Linked DNA regions of Mus musculus: all the other regions are linked to region 3. Evidence: chromatin contacts called from ENCODE Hi-C or POLR2A ChIA-PET data. All regions are on one chromosome and are shown on one strand. The core of a region is the stretch at or near the end of the contact, and the rest is flanking DNA. Distances in the headings are between cores, read along the strand shown.

Region 1 (3,873 bases), core at 1,315-3,814, 36 kb before region 3:
CCTGATCATGTTCTTGCCAGACGTTACCTGCCACCAACCACCAAGTAAAGAAACTCCACAACAGAAAACAGTCTTGTTTGGGAAGAAGGGGTTGAGACAGGTTCTGTAGCACAGACTGATGGACAGGCCTTGATTAGAATCTTCTTGCCAGAGCTGGGCGTGGTGGCGCACACCTTTAATCCCAGCACTCAGGAGGCAGAGGCAGGCGGATTTCTGAGTTCGGGGCCAGCCTGGTCTACAAAGTGAGTTTCAGGACAGCCAGAGCTACACAGAGAAACCTTGTGTTGAAAAACCAAAAACAAACAAACAAACAAAAAAAAGAATCTTCTTGCCTCAGCTTCCCCAGTGCTGTGATTTCAGGTTTGTGCCACCATGCCTAGCAATGTAACCCTAATTCAGGAGAAACAGGATGCTGGAAATCAAATCCAGAGCCTTGAATATTCTAAGCAAATACTTTAACACTGTCCAACCCCTGTCTGTATTTACTGAGACACCTAGTTGAGAGGCACGGGACTTCTGACTTGCCTTCTAGGCTATCCATACAACTGGGAACAATAGTATGCTTTCCCTAAGAATATTATCTTCTTTCATGAGACAGGCTCTCACTAAATTGCTCATGGTGACATTGATTTAGTTTAGGGCCAGCCAGGCCTTGAATTTGTGATGTCCCTGCCTAAAGTTCCTGAGTAGCTGGAGTTACAGGCCTGCACCATGAAGACCAGCTAGCATACCTGTAAACTCAGCACTCAGGCAGCTGATGCAGGAGAATTGAAATTTTAAAACACTGGGTTGGGGACTAGAGAAATGGTTCAGTAGTTAATAGCACTCACTGCTCTTCTAGGGGTTCTGGGTTCAATTCCCAACACCCATATGATGGCTCACTGTAATTCCAGTTCCAAAGGAGCTGATGCCCTCTTCTGGCCTCAGATCTACATGGAAGCAAAACACCCAAATATAAAACAAACAAATCAGCTTGCTTTGGTCATCTCCAAAAAGCATCTTCTTTGGGCTTAAAGCCCATAGGGCCTTGTCAGCTGGCACCTAGCCCGGTGCTGCTGAAAATACTTATCAGCAGTCATAGCCTCCTGCCCCCAAAACTTCTCGTTTATTTGGTAGAACGTAATCCCTCCTGACAATGTCCTGTTTCCAGAACCAAAGATCGTAGCTATTACAACCTGGGCAATCAGCCACGCCTGGTAGCCCACACTCACAATTCTAGCACTTTAGAGACTGAGACAGGATTAGAAGTTTGAGGCCATCTCAAAAACAAAAAACAAAAACAAAACAAACAAACAAAAACTCATGTCTATAATCCCAGCACTCAGCGGGAGGAAGGACATTCTGGAGTTCTGGGCCAGCTTTGGTTATATGTCTTGACATATAACCAAAGGGGGTGGGGGGCTGCTGGGAGACTTGAACATTCAACATTATGTTGGGCAGCTATGGGAAAACTACCAGCAGCTGAATCAAGAAACTAAGGCAGTTCTAAGTGATGCAATGCCTTCTGACCACTGTAGGCACCAGGCATACATGCATGTGATGCACATACATACATGAAGGTAAAACACACATAAAAAATAATGAGGCAGGGGTGGGGTGGGGGTGGGTTGGCAGGCCTAAGGCATTCTAAGCCTGAGCGCTCTCCTTTCCGCCCAACGCCTCAGCAAACATTGGTAGGTTCACAAACTAAGTCTGGCATTGAGCAAACGGAGTAGAAAAGTCTTGATCTTGTTGCCTTCCAATGCTAATCCGCCATTTCTGGTATCTGTTCTGCCCACCACTTCAGCTCATAAAAGCCAGTCATACACCCAAGCCCAACTCAAATCATTGCTCCTCCATGAAGTCTGTCGCAAAGAGGAGGCATCCACCTGGCATCCTTGTCGAAGATGAATTTTTCTCAGAAACATCATGCGTCTGCCTCCTAACCCATTTTTCTTGCTATTTCCCCCTCAATCTGTTGGGTAATTCAAGGACCACTCCCAGCGAGCCTTCCTTGACCTCTTGAGCTTCATTGTCTCTACGCAACCAGCGCTCAGGACATAAAGACTCTCCAAGAAATAAATGGAAGTTAACAGTTGGAGCAGTTCCGAATAGGCACGCCGTTCTCGAGACCATCCTTCCCAGCCTTTTTTTTTTTTTTTTTTTCTCAAATATACATACTTGAAACATTTGTTATCCTGGAAGATCTCTGCTTCCAGGAAGAAAAGCATTCCTTCTCCTCCCCAAGTCTGCTCTTCCCAGCCTCCTCCCTAAAAGAGTCTCTGGACATGAGAGAGGTGGGTCAGCCGCGAGGAGTGAGGTCAGGGAGAGCTGACCCCTGAACGCTGCCTGCTTCTCTAGGGCTCTGTATTCTACACAGTGCCACGGGGAACCGCCTCAGGTGTGGTCGGGCAGACGCTCCTCGATCTCGCAACCGGGATAATCCTGACAGCACTGTAGTACCCTGGCATCACCGGGGACCCCTTCGTACTGAGCCCAGACACGCAGGAGCCTGTCCCGGGTAACGGCGCGCTCTGTACACGTCACCCATCTGTGCCCGGTAGCTGGCAGCTGATTGGCCCGCAGGCTGGGGAGACGCTGGAAGGCGAGGGGAACGGCGGCGCGCGGGCGGTTGGGCCAGCTCAGGCTTTCTGTGGACAAGGCTGTGCTTGGCGTCTTCGGATGCTGCGGGTTGAAGGTAGTCATGGCCGGGACCCCCGCACCGAACAGCCACAGGAAACAGAGTGGCGGCCTGGAGCCTTTCCCCGGTCTGTCTCGATCCATTGAGAACCCTCCGAGCAAGCGGGCCCGGAGCTTCTCTGAGACCACAGTCCCGGACCCCGAAGACCCATTCGGTGAGCACGCGGAATTTACTGCGGACGACCTAGAGGAACTCGACATCCTCGCGTCACAGGCCCTGAGCCAGTGTCCCGTCGCGCCTCGGAACCTGTCCAGTGAGTGCCTGAGGGGCCTTTTCCCCCGGCGGGTGGTGCAGACCTCTGATTTGGCGGTGAGACATCCAGAATGTTAAATGGCCTCCCATTTAGATGGTATGCACCCCATTGTAACCCTTGGGCAGAAGAGCATTAGAAGGCGTCTGACAGAGGCAAGAGATGAAAGAGAGTCTTACACAAAAATGCCAGTTGCCCAAAGGTTAGGCATGGCAAACAGGCAATGGGCAAGAAATGCCAAAGCTGCTTTTCTTCTTAGAGCTTACACTCTTGGGGAATAAGTTAAGTGTCAGGAGGGTTTGATGGGCACCTTGCGAATGTACTTAGCACTTACAGCATCTGAAAAATAGGATTATCCCTGGAAATGTGGCTGGCCCTCCATCTCTCCAGCAATATTGCATGGAAAACCAGGCATTGGAAAACACTCATTGCTGACCAGCTGTCATATGCGGCAGTGGTTAGACGCAACTTTCCACGAAATGGCACAAAGCAATGCTGCCTCCCCCTTCCTTGGCCCTACATCACCCGGTACTCTACCTTACTCCATCCCTGGAGCCCCACCTCCCCCTGGAATGTATCCATTTGGTTCACCATCAGTCTTTAAAACCAGCAGATCCTATGCCTAACATGTTGTAGTAAATAGTAGTTATGGTAGAGTCACAGCCAGTGCAATCTCTGTTCAGCTATGAGCTGAGAGTCTAGAAAGTGGGTGAGGTATAAAGCGAGAGAATTCAGATATGCTATGCCATAAGGATTCTTTATGTGTTTATACCATGCTCGGAGCTGTTACCTGGGTCTTTCTCAACTTGGCTTTCAAGAGTGACTCCTTCTGCATTTTATGACAAAGGTGGATACATACTGAGCCCCGCAGTATACATGGGATTATTTTTTCCAGACAGGTTCTCGATCTCTAGCAAGGCTAGCCTTGAATTTGAGATCCCCA
Region 2 (3,447 bases), core at 415-2,914, 47 kb after region 3:
ATTTACTTGTTAGAGGCAAAAATGACAATGGTCTCATCCTAGGCTGAGGTCTAAGGGTTGGCTCCTTGTCCAAGATCACACAGCTGGTCCAGGATGTGGCTTGAGCGTTACTGTCCCCAAAGTCCAGGTCCCTGCCCTTCTGTAACGGGGGCAGCCACCCTCTGGTCTGGACGGCTGTCCTAATAGACTGGCAAGGAGCTTCTGATTAATTCTTCCTTTTGGAAGCTGGCCAGGCTAAATCCACAGCCCCTGAGGACTCAGAATGTGTCTGTCTGCACAGCTATGGCTCCACCAGTACCCATACTGTGGTCAGAGCCACCACCCACAGGAACACAGTCTGCTTCTGAACTACTGCCATTCTAGGAGGACCCAAGTCATGATCATATAACACACGCCTTCCCCACTCCCAACCCCTCTCATTATGGTAATGGTCAAAGTCGTGGCCTCAGGCTGGCCTTGGCCACAGAAGCGTAGAGGACCCTCCCCTCCCTTATCACACACAGCAGCCTTTAGGAATGCACGGAGACCCTGGCACATCACACAACAGCCTGATCTCCATTTCCATATCTGCGCCACCAGTTGTACGAGATGTTCTCTGAGGTCTTTGCCAAGCTGCAAATTCATTACAATATTTGAGTTACTTATAAAACAATTTTTTTCTTTTCCCTGTCAATAAAAAATTACAGACTCGTTCAAGAACAAACAGAAAAGCCAAGGAAGTAGATGAGAACACTCAGGATCCCAGAAGAGGTAAGTCACTTCGCAATTCACAAATTCCAGCATAGTTCTTTGATGTTTGACTCTCCTGTGCAGTTATTTAACAGTGAACTCAAGTGGGTGCTTCCACATCCAGGGGCACAGATATAGGTCCATATGGTGTGCCGTTCCCACTGTCCAAATCTTGACAACTGTACTCCCCCAAAGTTCCTCTAAAACTTTGGCATTAAAACCAAGGGGTACCTGAGGACTACTAACTAGCCCATGGCTAGGCTTTCAAAAGTTCTCAGCTCAAAGAAGCCAACTGCCTTGTCTGGAGCTACACAACTCAGTTTCCAGCCAGACTTCCCGCTAGCCCACTCTGTGGCCAGGAGAGAGTAAAGAGCCACGGCCACAAACGAAGTCCTCTTCTATACACAGGCACTGGAAACAGCTCGGGTCGGTGCCTATCCACTGGGTCAGACCCAGTCTCCAACAGACTGAGATGTCCCCTCACATCTGTCCCCACTCCTGCTTCACCACACTTCTGCGGGCCACTGTCACGGTACCACGGTCACTCCCGCTCACCTGTTCTCAGCCTCTCACCTGTCCCCGACTCCGCCCACCAGTTACAATAGCCTCACCGGTGCCTGCTTCTCTACCAGTCTCCTGCCTTTTCACTCGAGACCCTCGTCTAGGCCGTCTACCCACCCATCAGGGTTCACCTTCTCTCTCTCCTTTAGGACCCCGGTCTTACCACCACGCTGGCTGGCGTGCAGAGCGGGCCTGCCATTGCTGTACGGCATCCAGATCTTCTTCAGGGGATTCTGGGTCAGTTCCCGTGGAGACGCCATCCCTGGGCTGGGATGAATCGGACTGCGCTGCTACTCACCCAGCAACCGGGCCACCTCGGGCCACCCGAGGTCCCGCCCCTCCGGCCCCGCCCACCCTCTAGCGGCTCCAACTCTTGTCAATCTTCTCGCAGGCCCGCCCCAGAACTAATAGGCTCCACCCAAACTAAAGAGGCACTGGCCTACGACTACGCATGCCCAATTTTACTATAGCTTCTTTTGGACTAAGCACGCCCCATCCGTCAAACCAGAGTTGATAACGCGCATGCTCAATACTAGCTACCTTTGACACCCGGATTATGCAGACCCCGCCCCGGATGTGAAGTTTACTGTACTCAACCAGATTGTTCTTATATGCATAGGCCCCACTCATGGTCCCGCCCAGGGTGCTGCAGCCCTGCCCCAAAGCTTGTGTGGCCTCTTACTCCCTTGAGAAATGTGACCTCACAGTCGCCTACTGAGAAGGGTACGGAGAAGCTGAGCAGGCCTGCGTGATCCTCAGAGCCGGATAGTCTGGACCAGCGTGGCACTTGTCCCTGAATGGCTCTAATGACTGACTTGCTGCCCTGGAAGTCAACCACCGCTGCGCCCTCCTGGACCTTCTTCGTTCCTCCTCGGTTGCTTTTAGCCTTGAAACTTCCCGGGTCCACAAGAACAACTTGTTCAACCACACAGAAAAAGTTCCCTTCTCTTAGGGACATAAACACAGAATACATCTCAAAATCGACCATGTTTTGGCCTGGCTGCTGGGGAATTTAGGCTAAATCTCTGAAATATATGAACAAGCTGTTTGGGGTCTCACTAAGCAGTATTCTGATTTTCTTCCCAGGATTTATATTTTACCAATTATAATTTTATTGCTGTTTGGTTTTTCTTTCTTTTGGGGGGGAGAAGAAGGGCTGGTTTCATGTTGCCAGGCTGTCCTGGAACTTAATGTGTAGCTGAGGATAACCTTGAACTTCTGCTCATCTTGCTTTCACCTTCCAAGCTCCAGTGTTTCCACAGAGTTTATGCAGGGAATCGAACCTAGAGAACCTAAGGCTTTGTGTATGCTAAGTAAGCTAACCCCAGCCCCAATTAGTGTTTTAATAATGAATTTTTTTTTTAACGAGCTTCTGTCTCTTCATCAGGAAAATGAGATGCAGACGTCATCAATTTTACAAGACTGTGGTACAGATTAAATGTGTCAGCCTCAGAAATCTGTTTAAAAACATGTGGGCGTTCTCATTCATTATATTACCTCCCTCTCTGCCTTTGAAAATGTACTGGGACAAGGGCCCAGGGCCAGGGCTGGCAGCTCAGGCTTAAGGGCTAAAGTGGTACCATATGAACGAATTCTCCAGCTGGGCGACCCCCAGTGAACATGACCCCTTAGAGGCCAGTGAGGGGTGGTGTTCGGAAGTCACTCTTCTGCGTTTGACCCCCACCAGTCTCCAGAAAGCTCAGGCCTCTTCTTTCTGCTCAGCCCCGCCTCTCCAAACTGTATATTTTCTGTGCAGGCCCCAGCAACAGGGTTTGAATCTCGATCTCACTACCCTCTAGTGATGCCCTCCACCAAACCCCTGGCAGGTTTCCTGCCTCACATATGCCCAGCCAGAAGCTAGGGACATGAAAAACAAGGCTGACCCCGTTCACAATTGGCCCACATCCCTTCCTTTCACGTCTCTGCTTTGGGTCAGTTCATCAAGTCTCAAACCAACTCTCCAGAGTTTGGCATAGACAGAAGGACTGTGACCAAGATATCTTAACCACTGCACCAGGAAATAAAATTCAGAAGCCCATTTGGGGCCTCCCTGGTACCAGCTCTGGCCGGCTATTTTGGGAACTACCCTGCTCTGGGCAGAGATTCATTTCCTCTTACCTCCTTGCCAGTTGCAGAATCCTCCCTCCATTCCCAGAG
Region 3 (3,850 bases), core at 837-3,336:
AGCCTGACTTGTCTAAGAGTAAATCTGATTGGGCTACTTACTGCTCTCAGAATCCCCTATTTTTAAATCAAGGACACACTCCCCCCCCCCGCCCCCCAAGGCAGAGTGTCCATTGCAAAGGCCCTCGGCGATTACCCTTCTGCCTCACCTCTCTTGCCTGTCCCTCACCTGAGACTCCGCTCTTCCTTCAAGGCCTTATTCCTGGCCACCTCCCAGAAGCTGCCGAGCCCAGAAAGTGTACAAATAAACACAAACACACCCGAGCCAACTTTAGCCACAGGACTGTCCAATATTTAATCCTCATGACCTGCATAGCAGCCTTACCTGTCGGGCACAAGTGCAGAGAAAGAGAGAGAGGCTTGAACCTTAGCCTCTACCGACAGGCTGAATCCTAACCCATTCACAATAACACTCCCCACACAAGACTCCATAAAGCACTTATCCCTAGGCTAGGCGTGTGGTGGTATTAGAAAGTGTGGCACTGTGTGAGACCCTTGCACGTAGACTCTCAGTCCAAGAACAAACAAGCAAATCCCAATAAACAAGGTCACGTTGAGAGACGGGCGCCAACACCGGGTACCAACAAGCTTTACAACACTCTGGGAAGATGCCACACACCATGTCCGTGTCCTTAGGCTACACTAGCAAACCTGAAACCCAAACACAGGAGAACCCCACGTGAAAGACCCTCATCAAGGCTCACATGGGACAGTCCCTTAAGTATCCGTCTGGAAGCAGTCCTGAGCCAGCACATGAACCCTGGTCAGAGAGCCCAGCCAGATCAGGCAGGAGATAGAGCATGTGCCTTGGGGCTACTAGAATGAGGCCCAGGGGAAGAGGTGCTATGACAGGCTGTGAAAAGTTAACTTGGAGGTAAAGAGGGCTACAGTTTTGTTGTTTTGGGCCAAACCTTGCTATGAAATGGGTCTATCTGACCACTGCAGGCTTAGCCAACTCACCACATGAAAGTGAGCCAGGCTGCGATTCGGAGGCTGAACAGCCCACACCAGTGAGACTTCTTGCTTTCTTTTTAGGGTAGGGTCTCACTATATAGCCCTAGTTCACCTGGAAACTCACAGCCTAGACCAGACTGGCCTCAAATTCACAGAGATCCTCCTGCCTCTGCCTTTGGAGTGTTGAGATTAAAGACAGGTGGCATCTACTGATGTCCACACCAGTGGGTCTTCAAGGCTGAGACCCTCCAGACACAGAACGAAACTCTCTATAGTCTGAGTTGTCCCGCTCTCCCAGAGCCTCACTCGGGGGATGGGCTGACTCTGTTCTCATTTCCAAATTCATGTCAGCCCTCAGGAAACAGCCCTTTTCCTCCAGGAAGCCACCCATCACAACAGAATCAGTTTCCCATGACCGGCAGGGGACTGTTCCAATACACACCCGAATAGGCCCCCAGCCTGCCCTCCCAAGCCCAAGTGAGTCATCCCTCTAATGATGAAAAGGGAAAGAGGTGTCTCCTCCCCAAGCCAGCCTTAGGGCCCAGCTTCTCCTGGAACACAGGGCTGTAGAGGCAACAGGCGGCGGGGCTCCCAGCCAGGAAACAAGCTGAGAGGGAAAGTCTTTGCTGGAAGGGCCAGGCTGTCTTTGAGCCTGAAGCTAACCCCAGGCGGGAGTCTTGCTCCAGCCCCTGGAACAGGTAGGGCCTTCACACCGTGAAGGACACAACAAAGGTAGTCAGTATCAGCTCAGGAGGGAAGAGGTGACAAGATGAAGTCAGTGGTGGGGTTCGCAGACGCCCCCCTGGTTTTCAGGGAGTCAAGTCGAAGCACTCCAAGGCTGGTCCTGTCTGGCTCATTCCAGAGACAGCTAGGGGAAGTGTCTGACCCGACCCGGTCCCTAGGGAGCACACACCGCCCCCTCCTCCCAGGCTCACCACCCGGAGGCGGCGGCAGCAGCAACAGCAGCAGCAATAGGGTCCACAGAGAGGGCGCCGGCGCAGCCATGGCGGGACAGACCAACGGACGGACGAACAGACGGACCAAGCCCAAGACCACGGTGCCGCCGCAACCTCCGCGACCAGCGCGGCCCTAGCCTCCTTGCCCCGCCCCGGCCGGTTTCCGGAACCCCCGCCCGAGAGGGGAGGAGGTGGGAGGGAGGGGGAAGAAGTGGGAGGGAAGAGAAGGGAAGCGGCCGCCCCTCCCAGCCTGGCCATGGGAGTCCCTCCAGCACCGGTCCACGAAAATTTGAGACAGGTTTCCCAGATGCAGGAGGAAGGGGCTGGTGCATCCAAGTTGCCCTCTGCTCACTGCATACTTTTGCGGAAAGACCCCCCCCCCTTGCAGCTGACTTAGGTGCTAGAAAAGGATCTCTGTGGCAACGTTATCCTAACACTTGAGCGCCAGCAGTGTACAGCTGGTGCGCGCCTCCAATTTGCCCTCAGGGAAGCTGCGATTTTCTTGCTGGCTCCTTGGAGCCTCACACAGATTCACCGGAGGAGGATCCCGCTGCTTGAAGCAGGGAATGGTGCTCAACAAAGTCAAGTCCCTTTTAGCAGATTTCCAGGACCTCAGTCTGAGGAATGTCACTCCCCAGTGACCAAGACCACCTCCAGGTAACTGCTCACCCTGGCTCAGGGATCCAATCCTGAGTTAAGAACTAACAGCTCCTAGGGTACACACAGGCTGCCCCTTCCCCTCAATGTGGGACAAAGTTCCTAACAAGGCCAGGGAACGGAGGAATGTGAACTTGCACTGCCCAGGAGTACTGGTTAGTTTATATTGTTCCTCCTATAGGGTTGCAGACCCCTTTAGCTCCTTTGGGTACTTTCTCTAGCTCCTTTATTGGGGGTCCTGTGTTCTATCCAATAGACTGTGAGCATCCACTTCTGTATTGGCCAGGCACTGGCATAGCCTCACAAGAGACAGCTATATCAGGGTCATATCAGCAAAATCTTTTTTTTTAATTTTTTATTAGATATTTTCTTTATATGCATTTCAAATGCTATCCCAAAAGTTCCCTATACCCTCCCCCCGCCCTGCTCCCCTACCCACCAACTCCTGCTTCTTGGCCCTGGCATTCCCCTATACTGGGGTATATAAAGTTTGCAATACCAAGGGGACTCTCTTCCCAGTGATGGCCGACTAGGCCATCTTCTGCTACATATGCAGCTAAAGATACGAGCTCTGGGGGTACTGGTTAGTTCATATTGTTGTTCCACCTATAGGGTTGCAGACCCCTTCAGCTCCTTGGGTGTTTTCTCTAGCTTCTCCATTGGGGGCCCTGTGTTCCATCTTATAGATGACTGTGAGCATCCACTTCTGTATTTGCCAGGCACTGGCATAGCCTCATACGAGACAGCTATAACAGGGTCCCTTCAGCAAAATCTTTCTGGCATATGCAATAGTGTCTGGGTTTGGTGGCTGATTATGGGATGGATCCCCAGGTGGGGTAGTCTCTGAATAGTCCATCCTTTCATCTTAGCTCCAAACTTTGTCTCTGTAACTCCTTTCATGGGTATTTTGTTCCCTAGTCTAAGGAGGAATGAAGTATCTACCCATTCATTGGTCTTCCCTCTTCTTGATTTTCTTGTGTTTTGCAAATTGTAGCTTGGGTGTTCTATGTTTCTGGGCTAATATCCACTTATCAGTGAGTGCATACCTAATGGCTTCTTTTGTGATTGGGTTACCTCACTAAGGATGATATCCTCCAGATACATCCATTTGTCCAAGAATTTCATAAATTCATTGTTTTTAATAGCCGAGTAGTACTCCATTGTGTAAATGTACCACATTTTCTGTATCCATTCCTCTGTTGAGGGACATCTGGGTTCTTTACAGCTTCTGGCTATTATAAAAAGGCTGCTATGAACATAGTGGAGGATGTGTTCTTATTACCA

What was found. A loop is a pair of places that touch in the nucleus more often than their neighbours do. ChIA-PET counts read pairs that join two places held with the same protein, here RNA polymerase II (POLR2A).
Region 1: a map of regulatory T cell shows a loop between it and region 3 (2.1-fold over the local background). The contact joins the promoter of Atrip here to the promoter of Shisa5 in region 3. A Hi-C loop is called at or near these places in 1 of 37 maps with a recorded cell type or tissue (regulatory T cell). POLR2A ChIA-PET finds 5 or more read pairs at or near these places in 4 of 5 experiments (Patski and embryonic stem cell).
Region 2: POLR2A ChIA-PET joins it to region 3 with 14 read pairs in Patski. The contact joins the promoter of Pfkfb4 here to the promoter of Shisa5 in region 3. A Hi-C loop is called at or near these places in 5 of 37 maps with a recorded cell type or tissue (CH12.LX, gastrocnemius and heart). POLR2A ChIA-PET finds 5 or more read pairs at or near these places in 3 of 5 experiments (Patski and embryonic stem cell).

Annotation. Positions count from the first base shown.
Region 1 is chr9:109,072,815-109,076,687 of GRCm38, reverse strand. It overlaps Atrip (ATR interacting protein), which reads left to right and starts at 2,564. Exons shown (of 13, transcript NM_172774.3): 1 at 2,564-2,933. The coding sequence starts at 2,684. Atrip-trex1 (Atrip-Trex1 readthrough) reads left to right here and starts at 2,591. Exons shown (of 14, transcript NR_153412.1): 1 at 2,591-3,029.
Region 2 is chr9:108,990,119-108,993,565 of GRCm38, reverse strand. It overlaps Pfkfb4 (6-phosphofructo-2-kinase/fructose-2,6-biphosphatase 4), which reads right to left and starts at 1,664. Exons shown (of 14, transcript NM_173019.5): 1 at 1,454-1,664. The coding sequence starts at 1,550.
Region 3 is chr9:109,036,803-109,040,652 of GRCm38, reverse strand. Shisa5 (shisa family member 5) reads right to left here and starts at 2,086. Exons shown (of 6, transcript NM_025858.3): 1 at 1,889-2,086. The coding sequence starts at 1,958.